Linked DNA regions of Mus musculus: region 1 is linked to region 2. The links are chromatin loops, found by intact Hi-C in ENCODE. Cell type or tissue: heart. All regions are shown on one strand. Links, peaks and the distances in the headings refer to the core of each region. The heading gives the core; the rest is flanking DNA.

Evidence for each region. A loop is a pair of places that touch in the nucleus more often than their neighbours do. Peaks named below come from ENCODE experiments on the same cell type or tissue, not always from the same donor. Only the 100,000 strongest peaks of a DNase experiment are listed, where the experiment ranks them.
Region 1: a loop joins it to region 2, with 1.8 times the contacts of the local background. A loop is called at or near these places in 1 of 42 quality-filtered maps.

The regions. Positions count from the first base shown.
Region 1 is chr7:145,160,921-145,163,729 of GRCm38, forward strand. No RefSeq gene overlaps it. Among named protein-coding and RNA genes, the nearest start is that of Gm45181, 4.6 kb to the right of the region's middle. In heart, for the core only: no CTCF peak of the experiment used is centred there; no DNase peak of the experiment used is centred there.
Region 2 is chr7:145,215,128-145,217,936 of GRCm38, forward strand. It overlaps a transcript of Tpcn2 not described here. Among named protein-coding and RNA genes, the nearest start is that of Smim38, 8.4 kb to the left of the region's middle. In heart, for the core only: a CTCF peak has its summit at 1,671; a DNase peak (open chromatin) is centred at 584; H3K27ac peaks cover 2,454 bases.

The sequences.
Region 1 (2,809 bases), core at 85-2,584, 54 kb before region 2:
TCACATCCAAGGGCTGTCACAGCAGGCAGCCATAAGTCTAGGGTAGGTCACAGTGAGAATAATTCTCATAGAGTTCTGGGAGCAGAAATCTGAATCAAGGTTGGGAAGGTGGGCTTTTCTGCCCAAGTGCCCCAGGAACTGGAGAGAAACTGATCAACATCAAGGAAGGTGCTCCTGGCCCAGGGCAGCACAGGGGCAGGTAGGCTGCAGCCTGAGACTGTTGTTGGTCTGATAAAAGGAATTAACATAAAAGATGACAAAGAGGTCATTTAAAAACTTTTATTAGCAGAGACCTTCCCCCGAACTTAATAGGAACAAGGAAAAGAATGGCTAGCTTGGTTAGGTTAAGGCAGTGTGGGGTAGAAGGCATCCTAACTGACCCTGGGAAGATAAGGTGGTGGCACCATGGGTCCATATGAGGGTCCCTGCTGTGACAGATTGCCCTAACCCTTCCATAGTCCACAACCCCACCAGGCCATGGTAACAGACACCTTAGTCCTCTCCACAGCCATGCAGAAAGGCCATTTTCCATGCTATTACCACCTGCACCATAACCATAACTCAGTGTTATAAAGAACAACCCTTCGAGGCATCTTCTCCTCTCAGTGTCCCTGTCTTCCCACAGCCTGCTGCTCTGCAGTTAGCATGGGTCTGGACGACCTATTTGCTTATTTACTGAACTCCAACTCTTTGAACAGCATAAACTCTCAGACCGTAGCAGTGAACAAAGTGGGCATGATCTCAGACTCCGAGGAGCTCACACATGATTTAGGGCAAGGCAAAGAACACTCAAGTAACAAATACACAGCAAGCCCATGCCAAGGAGAGCAGCACCTGAAGCAACTTCTCCATCCTAGCTCCTCCAGGAAGCCTGTAGCAAGACAGAAACATACATGTGTGAGAAGCTAATCACACTTCACACTGGATACAATAAGGAAATCCCCAGCCTGGCACATGTCAATGAAACATCACTGAAGTGATGCAGAGTGGATGGAAAGAGCAAGGAAGCTGGCAATGAGTAACAACAGGTGAAGAAACCTGGAAAAAAGATAAGTTGTTGCAAATACCAAGAACCAGACAGGAGTTGGCACTACAGACACTGCAGCACCAAACTACTAAACCAAGCACCAAGCTAACCCAATGCTCTGGCACCTTGTGTGATCTTGATACAGCTTTTTTTTTCTTTCTTTCTTTCTTTCTTTTTTTTTTTTTTAAAGCACAACTTGGATAGATTGGAAACTTTATTAGGGAAATGAAATCCACAAGTTAATAACTGCTCCCACTCAAAATCTCCAGGTGCCAATATTTCACTGGAGAATTTTCACCAACGTTTACAGAAGTGTTAGCACAATAGTCTACAGAATCTCTGCCAGAAAACAAAAGAAGGAGCTATCTACCTGTACATTATAGGTATTCTGTGTCATTCTGGTCCCAAACCAAAGGCAGCACAGGGGAGGGGGGTAGGGGAGAGGAGAGAGGAGGGAGGACACTCATAGACCAATGGCCCTTACAAACTTCTCACAAGTTTGTCTCTAATCATCAGGTCCTGGCATCCTTCCACAGGGGACTGACCAGTACACTGTGGCATAGAATTTTAGTTAGCAAGGAAACGAAAGAAACTGTCAGACATCCAACCACATAATGCATTTCCAAAGAGTTATATTGAATTAAGGCTAACCGGCCTTCCCTGGACTAGGAGACGATGACCACCAACCACCTGGGACTTCTCTGAATATCTTATTAATAATATTCCAATTCTGGAAACAACTCAGATGGCCAAGTAAATAAATAAAAAAAATTAAAAACCAGAAAATACTGAGACCCTGCTCAGCAACTTCTACATAATGTTCCCCTGACTCCAGGGGAAGAGGGGTTGGCTGGGAGGTTATGTTTTCTGGGACAGCATCTCATGTAGCCCAGGCCAACCTTGAACTTGCTATGTAGTTGGGGGATGGCCTTTATTTTAACCCCCTACCTCTACCTCCCAAGTGATGAGATTACAGGTGTGTCATACCACACCTGGCAAGGAAGGCAATTTCCAATAGTTCTCAGTTGATGAATGAGTCACCCAGAGAGATGGGAGAAGCTAAGCCCAGACCAGGGTCCACGTACTCAGTCACTAAAGAAGTACCGATTTCAGGGCCCAGGAAGTTCCAGAGAGTGATGGCTGGGTAGGAACTCCCCCCAGCTACTGGGTAATGCCACAACCACCCCCAGGCTGCAGAGGCACAAGCCTCCCACTTGCAGGAATGCCTGGGCTCATGCAGGCTCTGCTTGAGCTAGTGAGCTCTAATGAAGGCAGAGCCAGGCTGGAGAAGCCCAGCCTTCCAGGGCCCTGGATAGGCACCCTGCGGAGAGATGATCCTGGGAAGGTGAGTGAAAGCCAATCCTGGTGGGAAAAGAAATCCAGGCAGAGGCCGCAGGCTGTGCTCAGCTGGCACAGAGCTGGTGGTTAATAACTGCCTCCAGAGTGTCAGCTAATTCCCAGGGCAGGGAGCCACTCTGAGGCTGGGTTCCATTCCCAAGGGGCTGCATGTGGATTTCCTCACAGGGTGATTCACAGCCATACTTGGAATAGCTGACAGCACACCTCTCACCTGGGGAGGAGGAGTGTGATAAAGATGCCCCGCTTAGGGCTGCCATCTCTCAGGTGGTTCTGGGAGTCTTTGCTCATCAGTCTCTACTGTAAATGCTTCTCTGATGAAAGCTGAGAGATGCATTAGTCTTTGGGTATGATGATAAGTCACTACAACTAGGGTTTATGACTGGCCTAGCCACAGGTTCTTAGCCCTAACAATGGTGCCAGGTC
Region 2 (2,809 bases), core at 174-2,673:
AGCAGTGCAGAGAGCGCGAAACATCAAATCTGAATGCCGGTAGACTCGTGCCTGGTGCTGCCAGGTGGGGAACTCCAAATTCATGTATTTGCACTCTAGATATTTATTGAACAGCCACAGTGTACCGTCCACCACACACAAGAATTCTTAAGCATCCTAAGTGCTCCTGGAGGTATGACACATGCACCCAGCACTTTGAGCAGCCTTATTAGATTAGATATTGTCGATGGTCACTCTCTGAGGCTCCCTTTTATCCTCTTCTGGGAACATGAGAAAGGAGACAGGAAAGGTGATGAACCTTTGATGGGAAGGTGTCAAGCAGGCAGGAGGGCCAGGGAGCCTCAGCCGTACACTGAAACAAAGCCCTTCTCTCTGAAGCTCCTTGTATCAGGCATTTTGTCTGAAAAAAATGTGACCAATACCAGAATGAATGAGACAGAAACCACAGCCACAGCCACACAGACGGGGCATGAATGTCTATGATGCCATGCTCACAGCTACTCATCTGGACACAACGAGAAGATAAGAAATCAAGTTCCGGTCTATTCCTATTCTGACAGCCTGGCACCAGCCATGGGGCTCATGTGATATTGAGCAATAGGCAAGCCACAGGCACCCAGGCTGCAGGCATAGCCAGCCAACAATTGGTGGACAGTGACAAGAGCCAAGCACAAGGATACTGCCGCAGATAGTGATAGAATGTTATAGAACAGGTAAAGCCACAGGGACAGAACACAGGCCATGCTGTGGGGGCAGAGTTTGGAAGCAAAGAGGCAGAGTGAAGGGGCTCTGGCAACAAGCTGCCCTGGGTTAATAGCAGCTGAGCCACTGAAATCTGTATAAAATAGCATCAAACGGAGAAAACAAATCCTAAATGTCACCTTTCCTTTATGATAACTATTGCTTGGAATTTCTATACCCCAAAGCCACACCCTTGCACTGACTTGAGGATAGGGGTCAGAAAGAGCCCTGTCCAGTCTTTGAACTTGGGCTAAGTGGTGAGCTGTAGCCTCAAGGTCATGTCCCTGGCCAGTCTTGCCCTTGCTGCTATGGAAGAGGAAGTTGAGGCCCAGAAAATCCTGTCACCCAGTGTCACCTAGCAAGTCTGAGGTGTCAAGATGTCCAGCCTGGACTATTTCTGTATCTCCTCCCAAGCTCCTAAGGTTGTCTCCAGGGACACTTCCCCTTTCGCCTGTGTTTAGGACAAAAAGAAAAATTGGGGACTTTGCTCACAGAGAGGGACGGAAAGGCCAGAGCTCTTACTGACCTGTCCTCAGAATGTTCCCAGACTCCTCTAGGCTATGGTCACCAAGAAAACCTAAACCTGCCCACAAAGTCAAACGCCTCTCCTAGGGATCCCTCCAGGCCCACTGGTGAGGAACAGGCTGGGGCTCCACAGTTCTCTGTGGGGAACTCGAAGCAGGGAAAGCCAGAGAGAGAGGCCTGGGGTCTGCAGGGGCCCCAAAGAGGGGTGCTGCTCCCCCACTGGAGAAGCCCAAGTACTTGCAAGAAGGACTGCAGATGACACTTAGGGGGTCATGGAGTACCTCCACTCCTGCTGAAGAGCCCTCATACTCCACACTGATTCTGCCTGACAGATCTGCCATACAGAAAAACAAGAGCTCAGAGCTTTCTGGAAATGTGGACTGTCCTAGGGACCACAGGCCCCATCTAGAGGCAGAAATGTGGGGCTCCAGCAGGGAGGAAAGCAGCTCCCTTCCCCAGCAACTCCACCCACCCACTACCCCACCCACCCACTAACCTCCCTGCTGTTGGGCCTTAGTTTCCTCCTCCTGAATGGAGGGTCACCATCATGTCTGTACCCACCCTTTGCTGGTGGCTGTGTGTGGACGACACACAGGAAGCTCTAGGAGAAATGCCTGGGTGCCTTCCTCAGCAGGGTTGCATGTGTTCCTGGAAACATGTGGCAGCCCCCACCTGTGTGGCCCTAGGATGGCAAGACAAGTGATCTATGCAGAGACCCTGTGACCCATAGAAATGTCCCTGCTTGGGAACCTTTCCAGCCACACACATCTACACGGGACAGCCCCGAGCCCTGATGGTTGCTGGCTCCCCACAGTGGCCTGTCAGAAGCAACAAAGACAGACAGACCTGCAGGGAAAGACCTCTGGGTGTCAGAGTAGGAACAGCCCCCCTGGCAGTCTGCTTAGGACGACTGAAGTGCTGAGCAGACCCTGAGGACAAAAACCAAAAGAGGTGGACCTTCAAATGAAGGAGTCCTGGAGGGTGACAGCCACTCAGACCCACCACACTGGTGCAGGGAGGGCTCAGCTCTTTTGAGACATCAATAGAAAACTACAGAAGACACGAACAGCCAGGGGGGTTGTTTTTTGTTTTCTTTTACAATGTCCCTGCCCCCTCTCTGGGGCTGGTGCTATGATGCTACAGTCAGCAAGGGCTGATGGAGATAGCTATATGGAGACAGAGATAATGGGTGACAGGCAGAGACAAGGAACTCTAAGTCCCTGACCATTCCCTCCCCAAAGCCCTGCTCGGAGCTACATTCTAAGGGACACAGGAACAAGGGGCATTTCTCCCCCAGATCCTCATGGCAGTCTCTAAAGCAGAAACCAGAGTTGACATATCTAACAGATATGGAAGAGGCTGACAAAGGTGTGACTCCTCTAGATCACTTGGCCAGGAGACAGTAGAGCAGGAGCAAAAACCGAGAATATTTGTTTTGGTTTTTTGTTTGCTTACACTGGGTCTTGCTCTGAAGCCCAGGCTAGCCCAAGCTCACTCTGTAGCCCATGACAACCCTCCTACATCAATGACCAAGTGCTGAGAA